2 separate regions of the Homo sapiens genome follow, and region 2 is linked to region 1. Evidence: chromatin loops called from intact Hi-C (ENCODE). Cell type or tissue: PC-9. All regions are shown on one strand.

Region 1 (8,000 bases):
AGAATATATATTTGTTTAATGCAAATCAGAATCACTATATTAAAATGAATGTTCTTGAAAACTCAGTGGGGCTGCTCTATAATACACTTACAATTGATACTAACGATAAAACGCTCTAATTATAGTTTTAATTTTATAGGGGTTTTTTTGGTGACTTTCCCCAAATAAAACAAAATCAAGACGCCCAAGTCCAGACACACAAGAGGGCAGACGTATATAAGATAACAAATTGCTACTACATAGCGATTATTTATCTTTTGATTATTTTTGAGACTTCTGGCAAAGTAGGACTATAATAAATTTTCAGAAAAGATCTGCTCTTCTGCTAAGTAACAGCACACTTCAAAATGTCCAGAAATTTTATGCTAATATTACATAGAAAACTTGACAGATGAAAAAAGTGAAACACATTACTAATTTTATTCATTAAAACAGGTATATAAAAGTCCTCTTTAACTACCTAATGAATGTGTCATATCCTAATATAGGGAGTGTCATAGTGTTCACATCTTTGAATATATAAATTATCTCAAACAGTTAAAAAATTAAAGCCAGAACAGGGTACAAAAATAAGAATAAAAATAAGAAAACTTTCTGTTCACAGGACGTAACAGAATACTTTAAACACTCTCAAGTTATAAATAAAACTTTTTCATTATTATTTCATGTTAGACAAAAAACAAGTCATTTTACTTTAACTCATTTTATCAATTTTTTTTTTTTAAATCAAGAGACAGGGTGTTACTCTGTCATGCAGGCTGGAATGCAGTCACATGATCATTGCACACTGCAGCCTTGAACTCTTGGGGTGCAAAGGATTCTCCAACCTTGGTTCCCAAGTAGCTGGCACTACAGGGGCACATCACCATATATGGCTAATTCTTTTTATTTTTTGTAGAGATGGGGTCTCATTGCCCAGGCTGGTCCCAAACTCCTATCCTCAAGCTATCCACCCCCCATCAGCCTCCCAAAGTGTTGGGATTACAGGGGTGAGCTACCATGCTTGGTCCAAATTTTTTGTTTATACAAGGGAAAATCTCCAGTAAAATATGTATAGGTGCCAATACCATAACTGTTCAAACACCCTTATGACTAAATAGGCACAAAATTTCATCTTTTTAATGACTGCCACCTGAAGTTCAGAAACATCCTAGGGAAAAAAGGATAAACAACTTCATCAATAAAGAGGCTACTATTATTTCACTACTGTCTGGGAGATCCATCGTGGGCTTACAGGAATCCAAATGGATACTGCCGTTACGTGTAGAAGTGTTTATCCTCCATCCCTTCCACCCTACCTTCCCCAAGAAAAGGAACTCAAGGGGGCCATGGAAAGGGAAGGAGTCTTCCCAAAAAGACCAGACTGTTTTTCCTCCTCTGTCATAGTCCCTATAGAGTCAGGCAGCTTAGGGGTTGCAGGGGGTGGGTAGCATAAGTGTGATGTACTACCGAGGAAAGAGTCAAAGACTAGCAGTAGGCATTACACATGGAGCCTTCTGTCATAAACCATCTGAGGGCATAATGGCTTCTTTTCATTCACAAAGGAAAATGATTCAGAGTACTACACTCCTGCACTCTTGATGATTTAGCAGAAAACCATGGAAATCAAGGAACAACACACACATAAGAATGTGTGTCTGGCTCAATAATTATTCTGGACTAAGTCCTAGGAAGAGCAAACCTTCAATGTTACAAATTAACCTGGGGAGTGGGGAGCTGTGAGAATCAAATGAGATAAAATACTGTGAAAGCTACAGAATTCTATAACATATAAATCTAAGGTTTTATTAGATTATGACTTTCAGCCAAATTCCTTTTCTTAGTTGTAAAAATATTGTTTTTTCATGGTGAGTGTTTAGGAGTTGTGCTTGCAAATCACAATTTATCAGACGGCCTGGTCCTTATTAAGGTTCTTCTCTTTATGTAAAAATTAGACTAAAAGAAAATCAGTGTTTCTATGATTTTTATCTTTTTTCCTTTTTAGAGACGGGGTCTGGCCATGTTGCCCAGGCTAGTCTCAAACTCCTGGACTCAGGCAATTCTCCTGCCTTGGCCTCCCAAATTGCTGGGATTACAGGCGTGCGCTACAGTGCCTGGCCAGAAGTCAATGTTTCAAAGAGGCTTTTAAGAAACAACTATGATGAAAGCTTTTAAAATAAAGATAATACTACTTGGAGGCTCCAAGAAGGTATTTAACAACTTTTTTCTGTAGTTTTCTAAGGAGGAAATTAGAAGGGAAGCAGTCATTTAATGATTACAACTTAGTTTGTCTAGTTTTCTTTACCTGAATTCATCTTTCTACTCCAAAACTTAAAAGCGCTATAAAGAGACCATCCCAAATAAAGTTAATCAAGAAGTAGGGCTTTCCAGGGTATATGCAAATTTTGCTCTTTAGTTGCCTTCTCTCTCTACTATGCACTAGAAAGAAGATTTAAAAACAAATTTATCTCAACAGTGTGTCCCCAACCTCCCTACCCTCCTCTGCATTGCTTTGAGGCTAAGAAAAACACCTTGTTTAAACCAGAGATTTGTCCAAGCAGAATAAAAAGCATGAATCAGTATTTACTCCTTGAAATTTGCCCAATTATCTCTATCACACCTACTCTAGTTTGGAATAGCATACTCAGCCCCACTGGACAGCTCCAATTCTGTGTAAAGACACCAGCTGGAGAAACAACTGCCTGGATCTCTGTTTTCCTATAATGACAAACATTTGAAAACTAAAACTTGACAGTATTTGAAAAATTAGGTTTCCTATTTTTCATCACTTGAATGGATAAATCACAAATTTCTAATTCAATCATAATGATTCTTCTGTTTTGATTGTGTTGTTTAAATACATAATCAAAATTATAAGAACTGTATCTAAAATAAGAATAAAGGTACATGCGACATGTTAAGGGTTCTCCTATGAATGTAGTATGTTAGGGTTCTATGTTTTGAGATCATACTCATATTTGTGAGGTTCCTGGACAAGTGATTTCCTTATCCTTTCATAGCCTATGTTCATTTATTCTATTTGTTTTTATTAGTAGTAGTAATGAATACCAATTTTACATTTTTACTCTAGGGAAAATTTGCAATTTTTTATAGAATTAATTTGTTTCAGAAAATTCTGATGATAAAAAACAGATGACAGGACTTATATCAGAAAATTAGTTTCCTTGTTAAAACAAGCTACAGAAAATTGTCTTGGAATAGAAACATTCCCAGATTAAGAAATTTACACATTTACATGCTATTCCCTAGACCAACTGGGGGCTGTATACTATTTTTCTTTATATATGATATCATCATAAAGCACTTTCTATAAGCTGATTAATGAATGCCTTGACACATAATTTTTTTTAAAAAAAAGTACATCTGATTTATAAACCTAAATAACATCATGTATCACCAAAACTTTACAAATGACTGTAGTTCCACCTTCTCATTGTACAGATGAAGAAACTGAGGCCCAGAGAAATTAAGTGAAAAAGTCATCCACGTTCTAAATCTAACAGAACCAGACACAAAATCTAAGACCTTGTATAGCCAAGTTGATGCTCTTTCTATTATACCTATGCTAGCTTTTTTGTTTCTGTTTCCAAGTTTATTTAGATTGAGTATGTTTTGCTTTATTTTTATGCCCATTTAACAAATGAAAAGGAAAGAACAAGCTAGGTACAAGGTTTTCAGATTTTCATGTTAATTAGTCTCAAATGCTTTGCAAGTTTATCAACAACACTTTTCGGTTTGTAACATTTCTGCCTATTAACTTGCAGGGAAAAGGAAATGCAAAACAATCTGTGAACACTTGTTATATGCTTACTGTAAGTGTGCTACTGTACTCATAACATCCACTGGAGGGAAGCAAACACTAGATTTTGCACCTTACCTGCATTGGTGTTTCACTTCCTTGTCGAAAGTCTTCAATTTGCTGCTGTTGCCAAGGAGCTAAACTGTAAGAATCCTCTGTATTTCTACCTTCCAAAGGATTTGTCCGCAGCTGCTCTGTAAGCCACATCTGAGTCCTTACGGAAGGCTGAATGGGAACTCCACCTACTGCCTGTTGACCAAGCATTAAATATTTTGGAGGTTCAAAAGCCTCTGAGCTTGTCATAATGGGCTTGCTTTCAGGTAAGGCACTATATGTCATGTCTACAGGCTGTCTCCTAAGAGTAGAGGAAGAGGCTCTAAAGTCCTCCTTGCTACAGCTCTCAAATTTATACTTGCAGTCCAGAGTTGATGACCGTTTTTTATTTATTTCCTTGTCCTCTAACCTAAGCATCTCCATACTATCATGTAAACAGCTAGGCCCAATTGTCCTCAGTTGTGATGTTAAAGCCTTAGCCTTCCCTATCTTCTCCAAACCATTCCTTGACTCTTCTCTGCATACAGTGCCACCCTGGCCACAGTTATCCGGGGCAGTGAGTTTGGATAAAGATGACCATTTCCGAAGTGGCCGGAAGTCCTTCATGTCTAGGGAAGAGTCCTGCTCCCCCCTACTGTGGTTTCCCAATGTTTGCATGAGGCTTGTACTCCATTTTGAGCCATCTGGTGTCAATGATTCCCTAAGTTTGGAAATTGAAGCGCTGGAATTAGACGGCATCACATGGGCAGTAGGAAGAGTAATCAATGATTGACTAGGCTTAAAAGATAATGTGCCACTTGAAGTTGAATGATCTGGAAAGAAAAAAGATGGTCAAATTAGTTACAATTAACAGACAAAAGAGAATGAGGTAAAATGCAATATGCCAAAAGAAATATCTGAACATGGTTTCATAGCACAAGCTTTTTTTTTTGAGACGTAGTTTTAGCTTGTTGCCTAGGCTGGAGTGCAGTGGCAAGATCTCGGCTCACCGCAATCTCTGCCTCCTGGGTTCAAGTGACTCTCCTGCCTCAGCCTCCCGAGTAGCAGGGATTCCAGGCGCCTGCCAGCACGCCCGACTAATTTTTTGTATTTTTAGTAGAGACGGGGCTTTGCCATGTTGGGCAGGCTGGTCTCGAACTCCTGACTTAAGGTGATCTGCCTGCCTCAGCCTCCCAAAGTGCTGGGATTACAGGCATGAGCCACTGTGCCCAGCCCAGCACAAGCTTTTCAAAAAGACGTCCTCAAAATGAGTAAATTATTATTATCCTTTTATCTGAAACAAGTCAACATAGTTTCAGATTGGATTTTCTAAATATGGATACCTAATAGAGTATATGGCCTTTCACCATCTACTGTACTTACAGGTGAAAAGTGATTTAAAATAGGTTTATATTTACCCTAATTAAAGTATTGTACCTTTAAAAGGAAAAATCCAACTCCTTACTGAGAGGTGTTATTCATAATCCAGCAATGAAGTCTCAGACACAACTTTGTCAGAAAAATGGTATTTTTCAGTGTCTTTCCTGAACTGTGAAAATCTATGCCAGATCTAAACATTTTAGAACCTCCCCAAACTCTAATTCAAATGAGAAATATGAGTAAAGGTGCTCCTGCAATAATGAAAAATAGTCCCAAAGGGTTCACTTCCAGTCTCATTTAATGGCATATATATATGTGTGTACATATATGTATGAATATATATGTATGTGTGTGTGTGTGTGTGTGTGTGTGTGTGTGTGTGTGTGTATATATATATATATATATATATATATATATATATATATCCATATTCACCCCAAGCTAGAACCTTAGAGTCTACTTTTATTCCTTTCTCTCTATATTTATTAAATCCCCAAGTTGTACATTTTTACCTCCAAAATAGTTGAGTTTCTATTACTTTAGGTCAGGCCCTCACATCATACTCTTCTATACAAATGAATAGTTTTAGCAGACTAAATGAAAGGCTGAAAGATAAATAATGGCTTAAATACTCAATAAATTTACCATCAAGTGCCATGTTATCATCATATATATCAAATTAAAACCAAAGACTATAATTTTGTAATCAAGGGATATCTAGAAAGGGGGTAGCAATTTAAATTGGTGTGTGGGGAGGAAGTAAGCGATGGAGACCTTTGCAATTTATTCTGTATCTCCCCACACTGTTTGACTCTTATACCAGAAGATACTTATTACTTGTATTCTCTTACATTGTCTTATGGAAAAAGTTATGTTGATAAAGTTGTAAGAAAATTCAGATTAAAACGAGCCAGGTAGACTATTCAAAAAATAAAATTCCAGTGGGTCTTTGCACAGAATGTGTTAACTTGGACATGAAAAGGGAAAAACATTACAAATGAAGGAATATAAACAGAAGTATTGTAGTGGATAGTTATCATATTCAAGACTGCCTATCAGCTTCTGAAGAAACTTCCTGCATTTAGGAAAATTCTCACATTACTGACTCCAACCCTCCCAAAATATATTTCAGACCTCAAAATCCCAGTACACCCTGAAACTATGATGCAGACATTCAGAGGCAGCAGCACAAGATTGCAGTTTTGGAAGTAAGTCACATGATAAAATGGACTCGGTGTGGAGCTACCATTTTTGGGTGATACAGGCAACAGCAGAGGCATCACCTTTCCACAACAGCAGTGACAGACGTGGCCCCGTAGTGGCTGCAGAATCAAAATTCCTATCCCAGAACTGGCAGCAGCTAGACAGCTTAGTGGTGGAAGACTGACAGTTCTCATATATGATTTGAGGCATATTACTTGGAAGCTTATCCTTAAGCCTGGCTCTCCAGCCTTCCTAAAAATTCTGTGAAGCACCAAATATATTTAAGTAAATTTCCTATGTGCTCAACCAGCCAGTAAACAACTTCTGCTGACTGAAAACACTGAATCGTCCAATCATGAAGCCAAAAGAATGTGGCTGTATAACAAGAAAAATAAATCCATGTATCTACAGTATGGAGTTAAAGTGCCAAGAAAAGTTGTCAAGGTAACTCTTGATAGGTAAAGGTGAAGCAGAATTATACACATCTTCAAACGCTCTGCTAAGTAAAGAGCCTGGCCTTCATTCAGCATGAAATGTGGTATCACTGAGCTTCCAAACAAAGGAGTGAATGATATGATCAAAAAAATTGTACTTAAGATGACTGATTATTCTGACAGCAGAGTTGCCAATGGATTAAAGCAAAACAACTGGCAAACACAGTGATTAACAGACTATTCTGGTAATCAGGAGAACAAGAAAATAAAGGGGAATATGCTACTGAGGGTTGGTTCTAAATAGAAACAGGACAGACGTCCCCAAAAGTTTATGGAATATTTGTATTCACATATTATAGCATTATATATATTTTACATATATTTGTATTAATATTACTAAAGGAGTAGTTATACTAAAATCATCATAGCCTCTAAAAGATATCTTTAAATTAAAAAAAATAAAAAATTAGTCTTGTATCAAGTTGCAGGTAAAAATACAGACCAAAGGTTAAGTATAACAGTTTTAATTTCAAAACTATTATATAGAGTAAAATATAGGGCTGGGGGCAGTGGCTCACACCTGTAATTCCAGCAATTTGGGAGGCCAAGGCAGGCGGATTACTTGAGGTCAGGAGTTCAAGACCACCTTCACCAACAATAATGAAACTCCATCTCTACTAAAAATACAAAACTTAGCCAGGTGTGGTGGCAGGCGCCTGTAATCCCAGCTACACAAGAGGCTGTGGCAGGAGAATGGCTTGAACCTGTGAGGCGGAGGCTGCAGTAAGCAGAGATTGTGCCACTGTACTCCAGCCTGGGTGACAAGGCTAGACTCTGTCTCAAAAAAAAAAAAAAAAAAAAAAAAAAAGGAGTAAAATATACAGCCTTTTCATGGCACATGTATACATATGTAACAAACCTGCACGTTGTGCATATGTACCCTAGAACTTAAAGTATAATAAAAATATATATTCAAAAAAATAAATAAATAAAAATAAAAAAATAAAAAACATACAGCCTTTTTAGATTCAAATTCTGGCTCTATCACTCAGTAGTTATGCATGCTCAAACATGTTATTTAATAGTTAGTTACCTCCTCCATACAATGGAGATGACAACAGTGAGAATTAAATCAAAACACATAAAATACA
Region 2 (8,000 bases), 210 kb after region 1:
AATAGATAATTGTGCTAAAAGTGCCCAAAGGCAGATTCTTCTCTTTACAAAGAATTCCTTTCTCTTTTCTTTTTCTCCTTTCAAGAATGTTCTGGTACACATTAGCAAAACACCTTGAGGCAGAGAATCCTAGAAAGCCTTTAATACGTGTATTTCCTTCACCACTAAATTCTTGTGCTTTTAGAAAAAGCAGGCTCCTAAAAGGGGTCAGTTTGAGTAGGAGTCTAAGGTTGTAAATAAAGTATAAAAGAAGAGACTTTGTCAGCCCAATTAAACATAGATCATTATTACTATTAATTAATATGTTCATTACAGTGTTTTCTATATATGCTTTTTTTAAAGTATGTATCTAAAGATTGAATTTTATTCAAGGGATCATTGGGTAGGTGTTTCAAATTACAGAAAAATGTCCCTTTGGGTACTAATTAAATGTTTTCCTTTGGAATAATGTTCAGAGTTCAGATGATGATTGCCATACATTTTTTGGTTGGGAGCATGGCCTTGCCCCTGCTCCTGACCCCAGACAGGCCCCCACACCTCCCAGCTTGCCTGGGCTCCTTCTGAGCCCCTGCTCCTGACCCCAGACAGGCCCCTACACCTCCCAGCTTGCCTGGACTCCTTCTGAGCCCCTGCTCCTGACCCCAGACAGGCCCCTACACCTCCCAGCTTGCCTGGGCTCCTTCTGAGCCCCTGTTCCTGACCCCAGACAGGCCCCTACACCTCCCAGCTTGCCTGGGCTCCTTCTGGGTTCATAGGGGATTCCTCAACATTCTCACTTTGTCCAATACAGCCACCACTCATGTGGGAGCTTTTGTGCGCTCAGCAAACACATCTTGCTCCCAGTGCATCGGAGCACTCCAGATCGCTGCGCAATTCTGATGCTCACCGTGTTAAGACAAGACAGACAGGTTTATGATTTTCACTAGAACAACTCTTGCAGAGTTTTACTATTTTTCATATAACAACTCTGCCACTTTTCCTTTTCGTATGGTGACTTTCTCATGCCAGGACACACTAAATGAATACATTTATAAAGGTGGTATTGTATGGTTACCAGGGGTTGCATGTTGGGGTAATCGGGTGTTATTATTTAACAGCTAAAAAGTTTCTGATTGAGATAATGAAAACATTCTGGAAATGGATAGTGGTGATGGTTACACAACACTGGGAATTCACTTAATGCTCATGAACTACACTCTTAAAAATGATCAAAATGGTAAATTTTATGCTATGCATATTTTACCACAATTTTTTAAAGTAACATTTTGACATTATGGTTTCATCAGTTTAAACAGACTTCTAGGCAGGGGGTATCCGACGGCCCGAGTCTTGATCACTTGCCATTTGGAATGGAAGCCCATAATAAAAATGCTGCCTTCCAGAGACTGCAGGGACCTTACCCATGTGACCAGAATGCTGTGCTTCCTCATTAGCCTATTAATTAATTGCATAGAATTTGATGCTTGGACAGTACTTGAAGGTTTGCTATTTTTGGAAGCTCTACACATCTTCCTTTCAGTGTCATCTACCCTTTTCAACAGCATCCGTAAATCCAGTTTCCAGCCCAAGTGTTGATGCATCTCATCATATGTTGTAAATGCCATAAATGGAGGAAGCAAGTGTCTCTCAGGAAAACACTCAGCACCTAGGGAGCTGACTACATGGAGTGGAACACACAGGAACTTTTCCCATTAAAAATAATGGAAACAGCTGCCATTGAGCAATGTTTCACTTAGGAGCAGAGTTTTCAAGAATGACTTACTTGTCAAGTGAAGGGTAGGGGTAAAAGTCACACTTTCCCACTCCTGGTGAGTCAATTCTTGGCCTTTCCATCCCAGTCAATGTGAGATTTTTAACTGGCACTATCCAATCCTGGGATTTGTTGGGACATTTATATTTTAAAAGCAACTAATCCTCACGGAAAAGCATAAACACATTTTAAAGGTTCTGATGTTTGAATAATATTAGTACAATAATCTCCTGAGACTAGAATGGATTATTTGCTATTCTTCAGAGGGGGTGACTGTATAAAAATGAGGAAAGATGACCTTTTATACCTTAGCATGATTGCAGGAAGAATCGTGCCTTTGGAATGGAGATTGTCTTCTCTCCCTCTCACTCTCCAAGCTTCTTTCTTCTCTCTTTCCTCTGTCTTTGAGTATTTACCTCTGCCTCTTTTTCTGTCTTTCTCACATAGGCACAGTGCTATAATAATTGTACTTTGTATTTGTCTAGTATTATCCATTATTTTCCATTATTATCCATTATTATTCCATTTCATCCTTGAAATATCCCTGTAAGAGGATAATTAGGGCAAATATTATTATCATTGCCATTTTATAGATTTTTAGAAATGAGAAGATACATAAGGGTTAAGTGACACATCGCAAGGTATGGGAAGATCCAGCCCTGAAACCCATGCCTTGTGACTTGGGTCTAATACTGCTTCTACAGCTGCAGCCATTTCTGGGGATCATACAGTCCTTGAAGGGAATATAGCACTACCAGACATATGTCACTACCCAGTGACGGACAAGTGGCAGGTGTGGTCCTTAGTAGAGTTCATCATCAAGTTCTTCTGAATATGCTCCCTGGAGCTGTCATCCTGCCTGCTGAGCAGCCTCTGTCCATTCAACCACCCATCCATCCATCCAGAATAAAGAAAATGAAGGAGATGCTCAGTTGGAGGAGGTCAAGAGATACATCTGCCCTCTGGATCCTGGAGACTGCAATGCTAAGCGCTTCTTAAAGTCAAAATTGACAAATGAATTCAGCCACTTTTAGTACAGATAGCTGCAAAAACATCACAACAAAATTATTTTTCTTTTGTTGTTGTTGGTTTTTTTGTTTTGTTTTGTTTTGTTTTGTTTTGTTTTTGAGACAGAGTCTTGCTCTGTCGCCCAGGCTGGAGTGCAGTGGCACAATCTTGGCTCACTGCAACCTCCATCTCCCAGGTTCAAGCAATTCTCCTGCCTCAGCCTCCCAAGTAGCTGGGATTACAGGCATATGCCACCATGCTCGGCTAATTTTTTTTTTTTTTTTTTTTTTTTTTTTTTTGTATTTTTAGTAGAGATGGTGTTTTACCATGTTGGCCAGGCTGGTCTTGAACTCCTGACCTCAGGTGATCCACTTGCCTTGGCCTCCCAAAGTGCTAGGATTACAGGCATGAGCCACCATGCCGGGCCTTAAAATTATTTTTCAAAAGATAAATTCAGTTGTCATACTGAATTTTTATCCAGTTAATTCTAGCTATGCAGATACTGGATTTGGGTAACTTAATTTAAAAATATGTTTCCATTTCCCTTCTCCCTCAAAGGATTGACTTAGTTATGTAAATATGCAAAAGATTAGCAAAAACACCTTAATATTTTGGTTAATTGATATCTGTCATGCTGGATTGCCATAATTTAAGAACTCTTCACCAGTTTCTTAAATCGTCTGTATTTTCCCTTTTTATTATATTTTAAAAAAATCTCTCTCTTAAAAGCCTAAAAAAAACCTTTCAATGTGCACAAAAAAACAGTTTCTAGTTTTTATTCTCCATTGCTATTTGCAATTACTCAGAGAGGAAAAGTATTTTGGAAAAAAACTCACCCAGAATCAGGTGACAACTCACATTCTCTTTCTTAGATGTCTAACAGTAACAAGCAAAAGCCAATTCAAAGATAGATCTTTGGGGCACCCTCTGGTGGCTGAAAAGAGTCATGAAATCAGTGCCCATGTGTATCAAAAGGCCAGTAATCTTTGCGACTTATTTTAAAGGGCCATCACCAACTTTTCCATACAACATTGAAAATGTAGCCAGATCAGGAATGTGGGAAGGACTGAAAAGAATTTGGAACCACAAGAACTGGACTTGAGTCAGAGCTCTCATCTATTAGCTATGTGAACCTGCATTTGGTTGGCAGGTCAGTTTCCACAGAGCTGACGCCGAATCTGGAATTTCTCACTGGAGATAAGAGGCAGTGTCAAAACTAGAGGAGTATATGATTCCATTTATCTGATATGCCCAGAAAAGGTAACTCTATAGAAGGTAGATCAGTGATTGCCTGGGGCTGGGGAGGGCATGGGGATTAACTGTAAATGGGCATGAAGGACTTTATTGCGGTGACAAAAATGTTCTAAAACCAGACTGTACCTGTTGCACAACTGAGTAAATTTTGTAAAACATCACTGCAGTATGGATTTTAAAGGCGTGAATTTTATGGTATGGTATGTAAATTATACCTCAGTAAAGTTATTTTTTTTTTAAGCCAGGAGGGAAAAGCAGAGTGGATAACCCCTAGAGACATCTTGGTACAGAGCCAGGAAACCTGTAGCCAGCAATTGTGTGGGAGGAAAGGAAACTGTGGGGTAAGGTAGGGGTGAGCAGGAAGAATGCCTAGAAGAGGTGCTGACTTTTGGAACTTCATTTTGCACACAGGTGTGCCCTTAGCTCACACCTCAGTGGGTTGCCTGAGGTTAGCATGCTAGAGGCTGAAAGAAACCCCCTCCCAACTCAGCCTCCCATGGCAGGTATTTAGGGGCATTTCTGACGGAGTAAGACTATTAAAGCAGCCAACTAGATGCAATTCCATCAAAATGACCATTTTGAAATGTAAAACCAATGTTTTATTTATTACTTTTCTCAGTAACAGGTAACTCAGTGTGGTTTGAGAACTAGATGAGATTAAGAAGTGCACTGATGAGAGAATGTCTATTTTTTACACTGTTTACTAACAGAAAATGTGAAAGTGAGGATTTATAAAAGTACCAGAAGAAAACTCAGATGAATATCTCTATAAACTAAGGGTAGAGAGAAACTGGTAAGGAGTAACATCTAAACCAGAATCTCTAAAAGAGACAAGAGATGGATTTAATGGATTTTTTTCAAAAAATAATAGATAAAAGAAAAGAAAAAGAAAAAATTAAGACACAAACTATGCATTAGGAAATAATACTGTATCATATATACCAGACAGATTTATTAACCTCAATATAACAGATACTTGCAAACCAGAGAAAAATGTGCAAAGGGTGAGTAGAGATAATTCACAAAGGGAAAAATAAATGAAAAATTACAATCTGTCAAGATATGAAACAGCTTTAACCTAACATCTCATTAATGAATGCTATTAAGAAAACAATGTGGGCCGGGTGCAGTGGCTCACACCTGTAATCCCAGTACTTTGGGAAGGCAAGGTGGGTGAATCACTTGAGGTCAGGAGTTTGACACCAGCCTGGCCAACATGCTGAAACCCCGTCTCTACTAAAAATACAAAAATTAGCCGGGCATGGTGGTGCATGCCTGTAATCTCAGCTACTTGGGAGGCTGAGGCAGGAGAATCGCTTGAACCCAGGAAGTGAAGGTTGCAGTGAGCCAAGATTGCGCCACTGCACTCCAGCCTGGGTGACAGAACGAGGCTCTGTCTCAAAAAAAAAAAAAAAAAAAAAAAAAAAAGATTGATGTGGCTTACCCTCAGTGCTCTGGTAGGCTGGTGCAGCTTTCTGGGAGGTAATTTAGCATTATACCTCAAAATGTAAAAATGCAAACCTTTTGGCTCAGCAATTCCACTTGGGGGAATTATTTTATGGCAATAATTACACATGTGTGAAAAGATACAAACATTAGTATGTTCATGATCAAGTTATTTGTAGAGACAAAAATTAGGAAGGTTCTCAGATGCCCATCAACAGGTATTTGATGAAGTATTGTACAACTCAATAGAATATCTGCAGTAATTAAAAATGAATGGGATGTATATTTTGGGTCATGGGAAAATGTTTACACTATGTTGCTAAGCAAAAAATGTCAGTGTCATAAGAGCATAGATAATATGATCATATTTTTGTTTAAAGCTATATATATGGCGTGTATGTGTGTGCGTGTGTGTGCGTGCATGGAGGGTAGGGTAGATGAAACATACCCAGATCTCCCTTCAAAGAAGGACATTTTGCCCTAGCTGTCCCTTCAAGGACTGCCTCAGCTGCAGAGTCACCTCTCCTGAGCAGGTAGGGTGGGCACATCCTGATGGAGGTAGGAGTATAAGGCCAGGCCACTTCAGCCCAACACAGAACAACTCTGATGCGCCATTTACACTGTACAGTCCTCGTGGGGAAGGCTAAGTCTGTTGTCACGCCTATGATTAGCTGGAGTTCTCGCTCCATCCAATTTTGTTTTATTTCTCTTCTTTCCATAGGTGTTAACCCCAAGGACAATTCTTCAACGAGATGCTATACAGCAAACTCTGTCTCAGAATCTGTTTCCCAGAAAATCCAACCAGCAATTTTTATGCCTATGCAATGAACAATTCTGGGGGAAAAATACCCATCAAGTATTTTGTATTGGATGGCTTTTATTTTATTTTATTTAGGCACCGGTGCAAAATTTCTGGCACTGTCAGGTTCTTTCAAAGTGGGTATTTGTTAGTTTTGTTATCAGATAAAAATATTAAAGCAGTTTTTATTTGGGAAAATAAAAATCCAGTGGTTTGGTTTTAGTCTGGTCAAAATAGCTACCTCAAAGTCTGTATCAAAATGGCAGCATCTGACCCATCTAGCGTGCATCCTTCTTAACGGGAAGGTAAGCTTTGCAAACACCCCTCTTGTTCATACCCTTCCCACTACTCTAGGCATTCAACCTTGTGGAAGTTTTGGTACTTCTTCTACAAGGTTGTTGGAGCGTTGTTGAGGTTGACTGTGAAGTGTAAGATGAAGAGCAATTTTGTGGGGACTGTGAGGAACCACTAAAGTTGGTGTGCAGCACCTGGATGGAAATAGATGGGAGCAGATGCTACATGCTGATAAATCTCAAACTTTGAGTAGTTCTAGGTACTCTCTCCTTTTTCATCATGAATAGGTGGAACACATGTGTTAGGAGGAAAGCCAAATGCTGTTTGCCACCCAGATTCCTTAGCTTAGATCCTTGAATTGTTTAGCAAAAGCCTTATACTGCCTGTACCAGAAGGATCTGTCTTTTACTTCCCCTTTGAGTGTTCTGTAGCTTTTCCAGATTTCAGCTACATCTCGCGGTCGCGTTCTGAGATGTAGGGGAAACTGTAGGGTTAAAAGCCATTCCTACTGAGAACAAATTATTTTTTGGCCAACATAATCTTGGGGAATATTGAATTAGCTGTAATTTGTAGCAGAGACTATGAGTTATTCCCAAAATCCATCCTCCCCTTCTTCATTTAGTAAATACAAAACACAAGCTTTTGGTGGCACATGGCCATCCAGCTAAAGACCACATTTCCCAGCCTCCCTGGCAGCTAGATGTGATTAAATGATATATTCTATGAGCAGAATTGAAGTTCCAGGCTACTTCCTTAAAGGAAGTACCTTTCTCTCTCCCCCTACTCCCTTGCTAGTTGGCATACAGACCCAGCAGATGTGGTGGTGAGTTATTTGTGCAGAACACCCTAAGGGATGAATGGGCAACAAGACAGAAGGAACCTGGATCCCCATCACCGTGGAACCACCATAGCATCCCTTGGCTACTTACACTTGAACCGTTACATAAAAGAGAAACAAACTGCTTTCTTGTTTAGGCCACTAGATTCTGGGAAGGGGGAAGTGCAAAATAATCATTGTTTTATATTATACTCTTACAACTCTATTATAGTGTTTATTATACTCATGTAATTATTTGTTTACTTGTCTGTCTAGCTCTCTAGAATATTTCTTTCTTTCTGAACTACGAGCAGATAGAAGGCATTCCTTAAGTGTTTTTAAAACGTATAAGTCATTGAATGGTGGGAAAATTTGCAAAAAAGGGAAGCTAGGGAACTAAATACAAATTTCAATTTCACAATTTGGTATAGCTAAAGTTTCCCTTGGCCTCTCTAGCCTCGGGGTGGGGAATGACTAGATTCCTATGAACAATACATCAGGACAATGATGAATGCACACGGATTCCCAGCTTTCCCTTCCCATAACCCCAGAGGAAAATTCTGGTGCTTCTTGCTCAGCGTTCTGTGCCACTTCACCCCCATCCTGATCTTAACTCACAGTCATCTTTCAGA

The links. Peaks named below come from ENCODE experiments on the same cell type or tissue, not always from the same donor. Only the 100,000 strongest peaks of a DNase experiment are listed, where the experiment ranks them.
Region 2: a loop joins it to region 1, with 18 times the contacts of the local background. A loop is called at or near these places in 30 of 110 quality-filtered maps.

What each region holds. Positions count from the first base shown.
Region 1 is chr6:118,561,652-118,569,651 of GRCh38, forward strand. CEP85L (centrosomal protein 85L) reads right to left here. Exons shown (of 13, transcript NM_001042475.3): 3 at 3,878-4,665. PLN (phospholamban) reads left to right here. Exons shown (of 2, transcript NM_002667.5): 2 at 1-65. It overlaps LOC107986524 (a long non-coding RNA gene), which reads left to right and starts at 4,031. Exons shown (of 5, transcript XR_002956384.2): 1 at 4,031-4,119; 2 at 6,345-6,420. In PC-9, a CTCF peak has its summit at 3,849 (motif pointing right); a DNase peak (open chromatin) is centred at 3,850.
Region 2 is chr6:118,773,044-118,781,043 of GRCh38, forward strand. No RefSeq gene overlaps it. Among named protein-coding and RNA genes, the nearest start is that of ASF1A, 120 kb to the right of the region's middle. In PC-9, a CTCF peak has its summit at 3,690 (motif pointing left); DNase peaks (open chromatin) are centred at 3,948 and 7,838; H3K4me3 peaks cover 385 bases; H3K27ac peaks cover 1,328 bases.